Regions from separate parts of the Homo sapiens genome. Here region 2 is linked to region 1. Evidence: read pairs that join two places in POLR2A ChIA-PET (ENCODE). Cell type or tissue: A673. All regions are shown on one strand. Each heading gives the region's core, and the rest is flanking DNA. Links, peaks and the distances in the headings are about the cores only.

Region 1 (7,091 bases), core at 1-4,000:
CTTGGAAAATACATTGGAGATTCAGCAAAGCAGACAAGAAAGTAGAAGGTCACAACTCACATCAAAGATCTCAAAGCCAGCAATGTCCAAGACCCCGATGAAGTACTGCCTGGGCTGCTTGGTGTCCAGCTGCTGGTTGATGCGGGTGACCATCCACAGGAACATCTTCTCGTAGACGGCTTTGGCCAGAGCACCCACCGAATTGGTCACCTTGAAAAAGGATCACCCACTCAACCCTTGAGTTAGTGTTTCTATGGCTGCATTAAGTTGAAACATATGAAATTGACTCGAAAATCAAAAGCTGTTGGCTAGGCGTGGTGGCTCACACCTGTAATCCCAGCACTTTGGGAGGCCAAGGCGGGCGGATCACGAGGTCAGGAGTTCAAGACCATCCTGGCCAACATGGTGAAACCCCGTCTCTACTAAAAATACAAAAATTAGCCAGGTGTGGTGGCAGGCGCCTGTAGTCCCAGCTATTCGGGAGGCTGAGGCAGGAGAATCACTTGAACTTGGGAGGTGGAGGTTGCAGTGAGCCAAGATCGTGCCACTGCACTCCAGCCTGGTGACATAGCGAGACTCTGTCTCAAAAAAAAAAAAAAAAAAAAAACAAAAGAAAAAAAGAAAATCAAAAGCAGTTGAATATTGGCAATTTCAGATCATTCAATGCAATATTAAATATTTTATGAGGTGTTTGCCCAGCTCATGTTGTTCACCTTTCTTTGAGAACTATCCTATTCACAAAGATATTTTTCTAACAACATGGTTATAGCACATGACTCCAGCCCCTGGCCACACTTAATTAGACCAGAGGTGAACACTTGATCCAGATTGGATTAATTGAGTATCTCTCCTAAGAATTTGGAATAGGGATCAAAAGACACTGGTCTCAGTCTCAGGGTGAGGCTGGAAACACAGAGATATAAACTTGGGAGCTATGGGGTGGCCACGGGCAAGAGAGGTCCAGGAAACTTATCTGCCTAGCAAGGACACAACAGAGGAGAGACTCAACAGCCCATGAATCCCAGAGGAGCTGGAGGGAGGCTGCCTGGCTCCAGAGGGCTCTTCACTTTCTAATTCCAGGTCCTCATGGCGTCCAATGGGCACTTAATGATTTGCATTCCTTCAGTTGCCTCTGAAGCCTAAAAATGAACTTCCTCTTAATGTGAAAGCTGATTTCATGTGCATTTCTGATACCTGCAACTGAAGGAGCTTTAAGATAATGGCTCAAATAGCAAAAGATCTCAATCAACTGGATTCAGAGCATCTCCATTACCTGCTGGACATTTTGCCCTTTAGTGACATATTCATTGCCAACCTTCACCCTTGGACAGCACAGGCCCTTCAGCATTTCTGCAGAATTCAGTCCCATCAGGTATCCGGCTTTGTCAGCCACTGAAGGAAGAGAAAAAAATGGCATCATGCAAAAACAGTAGCTGCTAAAGTGTCCAGTCAGCCCCTGGCTTCTCCCAGAAGTGTTTTCTGTAATTTTCTTAAATGTTTTCATGTTGTCATATCTGTACCAGGTCTGGACTTGTTCACTGAAGCTTTAATCCCATATCCAGGGGCCCATGGTTCTCAGGAACTTCCAATTTGCCTCCTAGATGCAGTTTTAACAATAAGATACTCCGTGGCCAATTTTGACCTACTGATATTTCGATTTCATAAAAGAATGTTGATTACAGGCCAGGCACGGTGGTTCATGCCTGTAATCCCAGCGTTTTGGGAGGCTAAGGCGGGTGGATCACCTGAGGTCAGGAGTTCGAGATCAGCCTGGCCAATATGGCCCTGTCTCTACTAAAAATACAAAAATTAGCCAAGCATTGTGGCAAGCGCCTGTAGTCCCAGCTACTTGGGAGGCTGAGGAAGGAGAATCACTTGAACCTAGGAGGCAGAGGTTGCAGTGAGCCAAGATCGTGCCATTGAACTCCAGCCTGGGTGACAAGAGCAAGACTCCGACTCAAAAAAAAAATTAATTAATTACATAGTTATGTTGGAGTCTGACAATACGTTAAAATGTTATATGAGTAAAGGAGCCACCACTTGGACAGTTGACAATATACATGAGGCACCTTCCTAATTTAAGCAAAGTACCATGCTCATAGTTGAAAGAGAAGTACAAAACTTGACCCTCCCTTCAAATGTTTGGAGATGGTCAAAAGCACTTGACTTTTGGCTGTTTCCTACAGTTCATGGGTTATATATTTTCATATATTTCAGCAGACGTTCATTGACTTTGAGAAGGACCTGGGGGCCTGCATTGAGCTCATCAAAAAGGCAGAGAAATGCTGCTCCCCAGGGACTACTTCTTTTTTTTTTTTTTTTTTTTTTTGGAGACAGAGTTTCTCAATGTTGCCCAGGCTGGAGTGCAGTGGCGCGATCTCAGCTCACTGCAAGCTCCGCCTCCTGGGTTCACGCCATTCTCCTGCCTCACCTCCCGAGTAGCTGGGATTACAGGCACCCACCACCAGGCCCGGCTAATTTTTTTTTATTTTAGTAGAGATGGGGTTTCACCATGTTGGCCAGGATGGTCTTGATCTCCTGACCTTGTGATCTGCCCACCTCCCAAAGTGCTGGGATTACAGGTGTGAGCCACCTTGCCCAGCCCCCAGGGATAACTTCTTGGTTGGGACCCTTGCTTCATTGCTGGGTGGGGAGATGAGTTAATAAAAATCTAGGGCAGTCTATGTTAAGTACTTAATCAGAGGCCAGATGCGTGCTTTACTCTCTCCTCGAATTATCTCCTTTTCTTGCTTTGCCCATTCAGGTAGATGGTACCATTATTCTTCTTCTTGTCATTTAAACTTGAAAGGGGTGATACATCCTTCTCTCTCTTGCCCCTGACATTCCTTTGTTCAGACAGGCACCAAGTCCTGCTTATTTCACTCTCAAAATGCCTGGCCTCTCCACTGCTTCCAGCAGTTATAGTGGCCAAGAGCCTGGGCTCTAGAGTCGGACTGCTCTAGGTTTAGGTTTAGGTTTAGGTTTTGGTTTTGCTTCTTTGTGCCTCAGTTTTGTCTGTAAAATGGGAGACAGTGACAATACTCATGTTATACGGTTGTCGTGAAGCATGCCTGGTGACTAGTGAGCACCCAGCAAATATTAGCTTGGGTTGGTATCGTCATTGATATCATTGGAGCACTGGCCTTGATTATAGTCCTCCACTTTCTGCTCCTAAGCACTGCACACACACAGCTGCTAGGGCTGGAAGAGGGCCTGGGACCCTACTGAGGTATATCAATACGTGTATCAATGCAGTCCACTGTTGCTGAGGAGCCTGATACTCTTTTTTTTTTCTTCTCAAGTTTTCCCACTTTTGGTGAGCCTGGCTGCTGACAGATTAATTTCAGGTTGTCTGCATGTACTTCCCCTGCTACTTGGACAGCGGCTTCCGTGGCCTGCCATATATTCTAAACCATTCATCCTGACACTCAAGATCTTCCCAAACTGATGCAAAAATTGTTACTTTAAAATTCTCATTTCTTACAAATCCACTGCTTATATCCTGTTCTGTAGCCAAAGTGGACCACTCACTGTGCCTCCATCCCCATCACAGTTCATCCTCTGCCCCTTTGCACATGACCCTTCCTTCCTTCTCCCTTCCCTTCCCTTCCCTTCCTTCTCCCTTCCTTCTCCCTTCCCTTCCCTTCCCTTCCTTTCCCTTCCCTTCCCTTCTCCCCCTCTCTCTCTCTTTCTCTTTCTTTCTTTCTCTTTATTTCATGGAGTTTCACGATTTTCACCCAGGCTGAAGTGCAGTGGTACAATCTTGGCTCACTGCAACCTCCACCTCCCGGGATCAAGTGATTCTCCTGCCTCAGTCTCCCGAGTAGCTGGGAATACAGGCAGGCACCATTATGCCCAGCTAATTTGTATTTTTAGTAGAGAAGGGGTTTTACCATGTTGGCCAGACTGGTCTTGACCTATAACCTCAGATGATCCACCCACCTCGGCCTCCCAAAGTGCTGGGATTACAGGCGTGAGCTGCTGTGCCCAGCCTGCTCATGACATTTCTTCTGCTTGAACTGATCTCTCCCCCAATTTTTCAGAATCCTATTCATCCCTCAAAGTCCAAGTCAGTGCCCCTTCTATCAGGAAGCCTTCCCTGATTGCCCCAGTCAGAAGTGTTTCCTGTGTGAAGACTTGGAGTCCCCTCCACTGTGATGGGCAGGATTCTAGGATGGCACCCAAGGTGTGCCCCCTGGTGTACATGCCTTGTATAACCTCCTTTACTTGAGTGCAGTGGAACCTGTACAACTCCCATGATGCGGTGACCAATCAGTTGACTTTGAGTTAACAAAAAGGGAGAATTATCCCAGGCAGGCCTAGGATAGAAGGTTGGTAAGCATTTATGGGACACTGATAAGGTTATGTAGATTTTCCCACCCTTTAATTTATGGCTGCACTTCCTTTTTATTACTTGAGAGTTTAAAGCGCACTGCTTCACATACTGTGGGGCTGTAATCAAAAGGCAGAATTATCAAGAACGATCCATGTTGCCAGGCTTTAATTCAAGGAACTTGTAAGAAGCATCGTGAGAGCTAAGAAGTCTAATGAGCAGGACGTATGGTGGGGAGTCAGTCACTGCTCAGCCCTTCCTGCTGCCCTGTGCTCTAGTTCCAGGCCTCTTAGGGATGGGGCAGAGGGTGGCAGTAGGATCAGCTAGGTGAGAGTTATGGGGAGGAAGAACCGTTCACCATTCTTGGTTCAGGGTCAAGTTCAACAGACGCTGGGGTGGAGGCGATGGGAGGAACAAAACTTGGCTCCCACTTTACCAAAGGCCTCATTTTAGGCCTGAGTAATTAAGACTGCATTCTGGTGGAGAGAAGAGAAGTTCACCTAACAATATTGTCTCAAAAAAGTCCACCTTAAAAAAAACAGGCACATTTAGATGGTGAAAGATAGTGGAGTGCGTGGTGATTATTCATTTACAAGAATGATGCTTTTTGTTTTTCAAGAATTCACTACTCTGGGAGTCCTTGACTGAGTGAGCAGACTTCCTAGTGCATGCTACAATGAGCTTCAGGAAACCCAGATTTGATTTATGCAGTTTTGGAAGAACAGCTCTTGAAATGAATGCAGTTTATCTCACACGGCCTCGCCCGCACATGAACATAGATGGACCCAATCGCATCCCTTTCCCAGATGCAGTTACCTTCGGTGCCGTCTGGCTCCGCCTGCTCCTCACGCTGCTTCTGCTTGAACTTCATGTTCCCATAATGCATCACGGCTCCCGTCAGTTTGTAGATCCCGACTTTCTCCTCTGAGCTGAAGCCCAGGATGTCAATGGCATTCTGGAAAGAAAAAAAGGACAACTGTCATAGCAGGAATCAGGGATCCATATGCAGCCTTTTCTTGGCAAAGACCTTACCTCTTTTTTGTATAGCATATGAGACAGCATTTGCCCAAATAAGTGGATGACAGGTGGGGATGTGGTAAATTAGAAACCATTTGTTTCACGTGTTTGTGTGGGTGGGTGAAGACTATGGGAAAAAGATGTGAATTGTCTGTTTCCTTCCATCAAATAAGAACTGATTACAGTCGGGCGCGGTGGCTCACGCCTGTAATCCCAGCACTTTGAGAGGCCAGGGCAGGCAGATTACGAGGTCAGGAGTTTGAGACCATCCTGGCCAACATGGCGACGCTCCATCTCTACTAAAAATACAAAAAATTAGCCAGGCATGGTGGCTGGCACCTGTAGTCCCAGCTACTCAGGATGCTGAGGCAGGAGAATCACTTGAACCTGGGAGGCGGAGGTTGGAGTGAGCCAAGATTGTACCATTGCACTCCAGCCTGGGAGACAGAGTGAGACTCCATCTCAAAAAAAAAAAAAAAGAGAACTGATTATGATCTTTTCTCACTGTACATAGATTTGGGGGAGCAGTTTTCTGGATGAGGCGATTGGGAACCATTGTATGATACTGAGAGCTGGGAATGTCATGGAGAATGACTGGGAAATAATGTTTAATGGCTTAAGAGTTTGGCATTGTAATCCAGGAGTTCCAGCATTGTTCAGACTCAAGACAATATGCATTATGGAATATTAGATCTGGAAGGGAAGATCATCAAAGATGGCATCATCATTTCCCAAATGAGAAAGGGGCAAGCTTTTGCAGAGCTCTTTCTATGTGCTAGACATTGGGTAGGCATCATCTGTATGTTATTAAATCCCCATGAAGCCCCTTTAGCTGTGCAGGTTTTTCCAGATTTCTGGATGAAGAATTGAGGGTCTAGTTGGTAAGTAGCCTGTCATACAGGGAGGGTGTGATAAGACTGGGACTGGAGTTAGGTCTTGGTCCCTTCAAAACCTAGGGTCATTGCTGGTTTGGTTTTATAATCATGTTGCCTGTCTTCCACCACAAAGGTTTCAACAAAAAGAAATCCTTCTCTGGGGTACACATATTGATTATGCAGTAGGGTTTGCAGCCTGAGCCTGTAGAGTGTCCATTGGTAGGATTGAAACATGTTTGGACGTGTTTGGTGAGCACGTAGGATAGACCCAATAGGCCAACACCAGCAGGATGATATTGGAGAGTCAAGCATTCTTGGAGTGGCACCCCCTTTAGTGGAGAATGAGCCTATGCCAGGAGCTGGGATATATGGGGAGGAGAGATTCCGAGGCCATGATGGCCATCCCTTGAATCCATATCCCATTTCAGGGTTGCATATCTCTGTCCTAGGGAAGGGTCGTTGTAGGTTAAAAGAGAAAGAACTCTTTCAAAAACACTAAAAGGAGCAGGTGAAAGCGTCACTGCCTGGGGACCCTTTTGGAGAATGTCATCTCCAAAGGGGTGCAGGTGGAACCTGGGTATATGATGGGATGTCACTCCCATTATGAAGTTACCAATCAGTTGACTTTGAGTTCATAAAAAGGGAGACTATACCAGGCAGGCTATAAAAGCTCCGTGAGGCCAGGCGCGGTAGCTCACATCTGTAATCCCAGCACTTTGGAAGGCCGAGGTGGGTGGATCACAAGGCTAGGAGTTCAAGACCAGCCTGGCCAACATGGGGAAACCCCTTCTCTACTAAAAATACAAAAATTAGCCGAGCGTGGTGACAGGTGCCTGTCATCCCAGCTACTTGGGAGGCTGAGGCAG
Region 2 (7,847 bases), core at 2,188-6,187, 1.0 Mb after region 1:
TGTACTTAAAATACAACAACAACAACAACAAAAATAGCTGGGCGTGGTGGCAGGCACCACCTGTAATCCCAGCTACTAGGGAGGCTGAGGCAGGAGAATGGCGTGAACCCGGGAGGCGGAGCTTGCAGTGAGCCGAGATCCCGCCACTGCACTCCAGCCTGGGCGACAGAGCGAGACTCCGTCTCAAAAAAAAAAAAAAAAAAAAATGAAGAAGAAGAAGAAGAAGAAGCAGGGAGGTTGCAGGGATTCAGAGGCCTGTGGTGGTAAGAGGAGGCTGTGCCTTGTGTAACTTCTCATTTTCTGGAATTATGACTTTTTGTCATTTAATTTCTAAGTTACCCCTCCCATCAAAATGTACCCTATTTCTAAAATAGAATATTTCTAATTATGAAAAGAATACCTGCCCATTAAGGAAACTTTGGAAAACACAGAAGAGTATAAAATGACTCATATTACATCCCAAAAAATGCCTAGAGAGCAACCGATGTGTCTCCTCCTCCCCTTCCCCAGGTGTATCCCCTCCTTTATTCTACAAAGATGGAATCACATTATGGAGTAATTACAAACCTTTTGTTCACTTAACGTTATTTCATGAGAATTTCCCATGGCATTAAACTGTTCTTCAAAAGATAGCATCAAGTGACTGTGTGGCATCTACCCTTTGGATGTAACATAATTTATGCAGCCTTTCCTCTGTTGATCACATTTAGCTTGATTCTAGTTTTACACTATTATAATTAATACTGGATGATAATCGCTGCACATAAATCTACTCTGTCTGTAATTATTTCCCTTGGATAGATTGCTACAAGTCGAATTACTAAGCCAAAGGGTGTGCGTGTTTGAAGACTCTTAGTATATATCACTATATTGTCCTGAAAAGACACTGTCCCACTTTATGTCTTCTTTTCTGAATTGCCTGTTAATGTCCATGGCCTGGTTTGTCTTCCCCTAAGGAAGTTCATCTCTTCTTATTTGGAAGAGCTTTTTAAATATATGCTAAAAATATTAACTTTTAAATTTTTAATTACGGTAAAATATACATAACATAAAATTTACCATTTTATCCATTTTTAAGTATACAGTTTACTGATGTTAAGTATCTCCACACTGTTGTGCAAACAATCTCCAGAACTTATTTATCTTTTAAAACTAACGCTCTGTGCCCATTAGACAACAGCTCCCCATTCGCTTCTCCCCACAGCTCCTGGTAACCACTCTTCTGCTTTCTTTCTCTATGAACTCAGCTACTAGTCTAGGTACCTCATATAAATGGAGCCATACAGTATTTGTCTTTTTGTGGCTTCTCTCACTTAGAGTAATGCCATTAAGTTTCATCCATGTTGTAGTACTTGACAGGATTCTTTTTTTTTTGAGATGGAGTCGCTCTCCTGTCGCCCAGGCTGGAGTGCAGTGGTGCGATCGCCACTCACTGCAAGCTCCGCCTCTTGGGTTCACGCCATTCTCCTGCCTCAGCCTCCCGAGTAGCTGGGACTACAGGCGCCCGCCACTATGCCTGGTTAATTTTTTGTATTTTTAGTAGAGACAGGGTTTCACCATGTTAGCCAGGATGGTCTCGATCTCCTGACCTCATGATCCACCCACCTCGGCCTCCCAAAGTGCTGGGATTACAGACGTGAGCCACCGCACCTGGCCAGAATTTCCTTTTTTTTTTTTTAAAGAATACGTCTCACTCTGTTGTCCAGGCTGGAGTGCAGTGGCGGCGGGCATGATTTTGGCTCACTGCAACCTCTGCTTTCTCGGGCCCAGGTGATTCTCCAGCTTCAGCATCCCAAGTAGCTGGGACTACAGATGCCTGGCAAATTTTTGTATTTTTCTAGAGACAGGGTTTCACCATGTTGCCTAGGCTGGTCTCGAACTCCTGAGCTCAAAGCAATCTGCCCACCTTGGCCTCCCAAAGTGTTGGGATTACAGGGGTGAGCTACCACACCCAGCCCAGAGTTTTCTTTCTTTTTCAGGCAGAATATTATTCCATGTGATGTACATACCACATTTTATTTATCCATTCATTCATTGATGGACACTTGGCTTTCTTCTCCATTTTGGCTATTGAGAATAATGCTTCTGTGAACATGGGTGTACATTCATGGTGATTTTTGACATATAGGCTTCTAAAAATTTTTGTGAAATCTGACCTATGTGTCCTCTTTTTTGTTGCTTGCTTCCTTGCTGTCATGTTTAAGCATGTCTTGCTCACCCACAATTAGAAAAAGCACTTTTTAAAATTGTCTTCTATCATCTCATTTTTTCTTATTAAATTTAAGGCTATAACTAAACCATATTTTCTTAAATAGTGTGTGCTTTACTCAGAATATATTTGTTTGCAAGGAATGCAAACCCAGTCAAAATACTGCAGACAAAAGGAAGCTTCTTCAACAATACATCTCATGGCTGCAGAGTCAGCTGGGCCTTCCAGGAGCAAATATACCATTGGGCAAGCTATGTCCCTCTCTGGCCTCTCTCTCTGCATCAACTCTCTTCTCTCTGGACCAGGTTTTTTGGCTTGCACACAGTTTGGGAGTTCACAGAACTCTGGATTGCGTGTGACTTTGAAGTGTCTTGACAGGGACTCCAGCTCTAATTCTACATGATTTTAAATGGTGCAAATACTCTGACAAGAGTATTTCAAACTCTTAGTTTATAATCTGGAGAGGGAGAGAAAGAAAAAACAAACTGGTTCACCCTTGTCCACGGATTGGTTTTCTTTGTGTCTGCTGTTTGTTTTGGGCCCAAACAGTTCTCACCGGGAAGTGGGAGAGGGTCATGTGATACAAGCAACAGCAACAAAAAACAAACAAGAATCTCCAGGCCTACAGAAATAAGAACGCTTTTACACTGTTGGTGGGAGTGTAAATTAGTTCAACCATTGTGGAAGACAGTGTGATGATTCCTCAAGGATCTAGAACCAAAAATACCATTTGACCCAGCAATCCCATTACTGGGTATATACCCAAAGGATTATAAATCATTCTACTATAAAGACACATGCACATGTATGTTTATTGCAGCACAATTTACCATAGCAAAGACTTGGAACCAACCCAGATGCCCATCAGTGATAGACTGGATCAAGAAAATGTTAGCACATATACACCATGGAATACTATGCAGCCACAAAAAGGATGAGTTCATGTCCTTTGCAGGGACATGGATGAAGCTGGAAGCCATCATTCTCAGCAAACTAATACGGGAACAGAAAACCAAATGCCGCATGTTCTCACTCATAAGTGGGAGTTGAACAATGAGAACACATGGGCCGGGCATGGTGGCTCACGCCTGTAATCCCAGCACTTTGTGAGGCTGAGGCGGGTGGATCATGAGGTCAGGAGTTCAAGACCAGCCTGGCCAAGATGGTGAAACCCTGTCTCTACTACAAAAATACAAAAATTAGCTGGGCGTGGTGGCAGGCATCTGTAATCCCAGCTACTTGGTAGGCTGAGGCAGGAGAATTGCTTGAACCCGGGAAGTGGAGGTTGCAGTGAGCCGAGCCTGTGCCACTGCACTCCAGCCTGGGTGACAGAGCAAGACTCTGTCTCAAGAAGGAAAAAAAAAAAAAAGAGAACACATGGACACAGGGAGGGGAACATCACACACCGGGGCCTGTCCGGGGGTAGGGGGCAAGGGAAGGGAGAGCATTAGGACAAATACCTTATGTATGCGGGGCTTAAAACCTAGATGACAGGTTGATAGGTGCAGCAAATCACCATGGCACATGTATACCTGTGTAACAAATCTTCACTTTCTGCCCATGTATCCTAGAACTTAAAGTAAAATTAAAAAAAAAAAAAAAGAATCTCCAGGCCCACACCTTTCCCAGGAAATTAATGTGGAGCTTCCAAAAGGGTATATGGGGTGGCAGGCACCCTAACATGTCTGTAAAAGAAACTGTTGAGGTCACTCTTGTTTTTCTCAAACAGAACACCAGTACTCCTTTTTCTCTTTGTTTTCTTTTTCCCCCACTGATTTGAATGTCGTCTTTATCATATTCTCATTCCTTAAGTTTACTATGATCTTTTTTCCTGTTTTTTTTTTTGTGTGTGTGTTCCATTTATCTATTCTTATGTCAGTGCTATACTGGTTTAATTATCATAGCCTTACGTCATATCTAGTACAAGTTCTCCTTTATTAAATCTTTTTTCAAAATGTCTTGTCTCTTCCCTACGTTAGTTTTTTTTTCCAGATAGATTTTGGATTCAATTATTCTGCTTTTTAGTTCATATATACATTGTTTTCATTAGACTTGTTTTAGAACTGCTAGTAAATTAGTCTGAGGAGAATTTACACTTTCACAATATCTAATGTGTGTACTATTGCCATGCATTTTTAAATAAAAATAAATTGAATTACATTTAATAATTTAGAAAATTTTTAGGGCATCGTGGAACCTAGGAACTTGATCCACTTTGTCACCAATGGAAATATAAAGTTAATCTCACCCAGCTCCCTACTGAGTGAGTGAATATTGTCTCTCATGCATGTCCGTGGACTGTAACTCCAAGTGAGTGAAAAGCTGAGGTAATTAAGTGGGTAACTTAGGGGTAGGCATTGACTTGGAGGCAAAAGCAGTTTTAGATGTTTTGCTTACCCAGTTGATGGGGCCTTGTGGCTGGTTAACAACCATTCAGCACTTCCCTATGTGTGGATAAAACATGAACATTCCAGGGCTCAGAGCTTCAATTCATTAAAATGTGAATATGGGTATTTGTTAATTAATTCAATGAACAATTAATGAGCACACACCATGTGCCAGGCACTGTGCTCGCTGCAGGGTGGCAATAAAGGTGGGACTTGGTCCTTGCTGCACAGTAAGTAGTATTACATGTGCTCACCAATAATAACAACAGAGGCGGAATTCTATCGGTACCATAAAGCACTGTGCTGTGGAAACTCAGAGATGGGGTCAGCTCACAGCCATCCAGATTCAGGGGACCTTTTTCCTCTCTGTTTCATGGAGGGAACAGACTACAAGCCATAGCCATTTGATCAACCGAGGGGTTTTCCAGGCCCAGGATCAGGTGTTTTTTGACATATTATTCTTTTCATTTTCTCATCATTAAGCATGATGCACTTTCTCATCATTAAGATCTCCATTCCTGGGTTCATATTCCTGGGCCTAGTTTTTCTTTTAGAGACAGAATCTCAGTCTCACTCTGTCACCCAGGCTGGAGTACAGAGGCATGATCATAGCTTACTGCAGTCTCAAATTCCTGGGCTCAAGCAATCCTCCTGCCCAAGCCTCCTGAGTAGCTGGGACTACAGGCACGTATCACAACACTCAGCTAATTTCTTTAAGTTTTGTAGAGACAGGAGCTCACTATGTTGTCCAAGCAGGTCTCAAACTCCTGGCCTCAAGTGATCTACATGCCTCAGCCTCCCAAAGCATTGAGATTAACAGGCCTGAGTCACTGTGCCTGGCCAGGCCAGTTCTTTTGAACGTAATCTCTGTCGACCTGCTTTCTGATGCTTCTACCAATTTCACTTCCTTGAAATATAATACATCTTGATTTCTAATGGCAGCCCGATGCTCCCGAAAGACCACAGCCTTTGGAGTAAAACTAAGCTTTGCTGAAATCCTTGCTGCTTATATTACTGGCGGTGTGGTTTTGGACCAAATTTCTAAAACGAGGAAGATTTAATTTTCTCATGTGCCATATGAAGGTAATTAATACATCTTATGTAAGACTGTTTTAAGTGTTCAATTAAATGAGATTTTATATAAAGCTTGCAGTCTAGCGCCATATCCAAAGTGGTGACCATTTTATTAATATTTGCCCTCCCTTTGGATCAGAGGCCTCCTAAACCCAGAGATTTATCACACGTCTTCTGGTTTTAGCCTGACTTTCTTTACCTTTCCGTGAAACAAATTCTTTTTACTTAAATTGCTCTGTTAGAAGGAGTTCTGAACCTTAAACTCCTTGTCAACTGTTGCACTGAGTTTATTAGTGGAATAAATGTCTTCAGGCCCACTGCTGAAATGGATACCCTCTGCCTCCTAGCATGTCCAGTCCACTTTCTGGTGCAGTCTCTTTCCCTCATTCCTCATCCTTGTGAGCCAGCTCAGAAACTACAGCTTTATTAGAAGCAGAGCTAATGCCTCTGCTCTGAACTCTTTCCACTCAACATTCTTCACCAGGAATCCTTTCTCCATTCCTTCCTGGCCAGCTCCAGGGTACATTTCTTTTTTTTTTTTTTCCTAAGAAAACCTGCTGGCCTGTTTATTCTTATGGGGTCAACTCTCCTGGTGTCACATTCCCAATCTCTGGGAATAGTCTTGCTTGCAGAAGAGTGACAAAGACTATATTTTTGAGCAGTGTTGTGGAAAGGAAAGAACATTAACCAGACTTGGAGGTAGGAAATAGATGGGATTAGACTAGTCTTGCCCTTTATAAACACTGTCTGTTTTACAAGGCACTTTCTTTTTCCAGATTTGTTTTCTCAGTTTTCTACTGAAAGAGTAAATATTGGTGGTTTCTAATTTTCCTCTCAGTTCTGGCGGTCTCTGGATTATAAACCTAATTGAGTGCAAGCATTTAAAGAAATAAGAACAGTTGCCTTCCTCTTGTTGTTATAGTTGGGGTGCAAATAAAAGTTTAATGCAAGGATTTAAAGGATGGATTTTTAAGATTGAGGTATTGAGGTAGGAGGTGGGACTCGACTTCAGACCAGCTTGAAGACTGGCTGAAACAGGGAAGAGGCACTGAAAGCTCTTCTCCATAAGACACGCCCACCAGTGCCATGACAGTTTGCTATTGCCGTGACAACACCCGGAGGTTACTGCCCCTTTCCATGGCAATGACCTGGAAGTTACCTCCCCTTTTCTAGAAATTTCTGAGTAGCTTGCCCCTTAATTTGCATGTAATTAAAAGTGGATATAAATCTGACTGCAGAACTGCCCCTGAGGTGCTACTCTCAGTGCACTGCTTAAGGAGTATCCCTGCTCTGCAGGAGCAGTCACAGAGCTGGAGCACTGCCACCTCAATAAAGCTGTTTCCTTCTACCACCAGCTTGCTCTTGAATTCTTTCCTGAGCAACGCTAAGAATCTTCCCCAGCTAAACCCCAATTTGGTGACTTGCCTGCCCTGCAACAGGTAAACCTAAATACTAAAATACATAAAGTGTATTAATCTTGTGTATATAACTTAATGGATTTTTCCTATCTATTCAACTATCCATCTCCCCCTTATCCAGCACCTAGAAAAAAAATAAAGAACGTTTCCATCACCCCATAAGTTTCCTTCATGTTCCTCTCCAGTCTAAATTTAACCCCCAGAGGTAGCTACTATTCTGACTTCTGTCATTATCAAATAGCTTGGCCTAATTTTTGTTTGCTTGTTTTTTGAGCTTCTTTCAAAAGAACTTTGGTCTTGGTCTTCATACAAATGAAGCCATGTGACATGCATTTTTTTGTGTGTTTGGCTTTCACTTAACGTTATATTAGTGAGAGTTACCCATATTGTTACATCTGTCACCAGTTCACACTTTTTGAAGTATTTCACATAATTTTTCACATAAGTATTTCACATAAGTATTTATGTGGTATATTGTAAATATGCCACAGCCTATTTATTCAATCACCATTTGATGGACATTCTGGCTATTTTCAATTCTTTTACTATTTTAAATAAAGCTGCAATAAATATTCTTGCACATGTCAATTGACGGACATATATTCATTTCTCCTGGGTAAATTTTTAGATTTGGAATTGCTGGAATATAGAATGGAAATATTTTATCTTCAGAACAAACTACCAACAAGCTTTTCAAAGTGGTTTATCATTTTGCATTCCCACCAGCAGTGTATGAGAGTTCCAGTTGCTCCACATCCT

Evidence for each region. Peaks named below come from ENCODE experiments on the same cell type or tissue, not always from the same donor. Only the 100,000 strongest peaks of a DNase experiment are listed, where the experiment ranks them.
Region 2: POLR2A ChIA-PET joins it to region 1 with 8 read pairs; 2 of 35 experiments call an interaction of 5 or more read pairs at or near these places.

The regions. Positions count from the first base shown.
Region 1 is chr17:10,345,407-10,352,497 of GRCh38, forward strand. It overlaps MYH13 (myosin heavy chain 13), which reads right to left. Exons shown (of 41, transcript NM_003802.3): 12 at 5,150-5,288; 13 at 1,274-1,392; 14 at 61-210. Among named protein-coding and RNA genes, the nearest start is that of MYH13, 24 kb to the right of the region's middle. In A673, for the core only: no CTCF peak of the experiment used is centred there; no DNase peak of the experiment used is centred there.
Region 2 is chr17:11,357,003-11,364,849 of GRCh38, forward strand. The region is part of intron 2 of SHISA6 (shisa family member 6); the gene reads left to right. Among named protein-coding and RNA genes, the nearest start is that of SHISA6, 120 kb to the left of the region's middle. In A673, for the core only: no CTCF peak of the experiment used is centred there; no DNase peak of the experiment used is centred there; H3K27ac peaks cover 1,499 bases.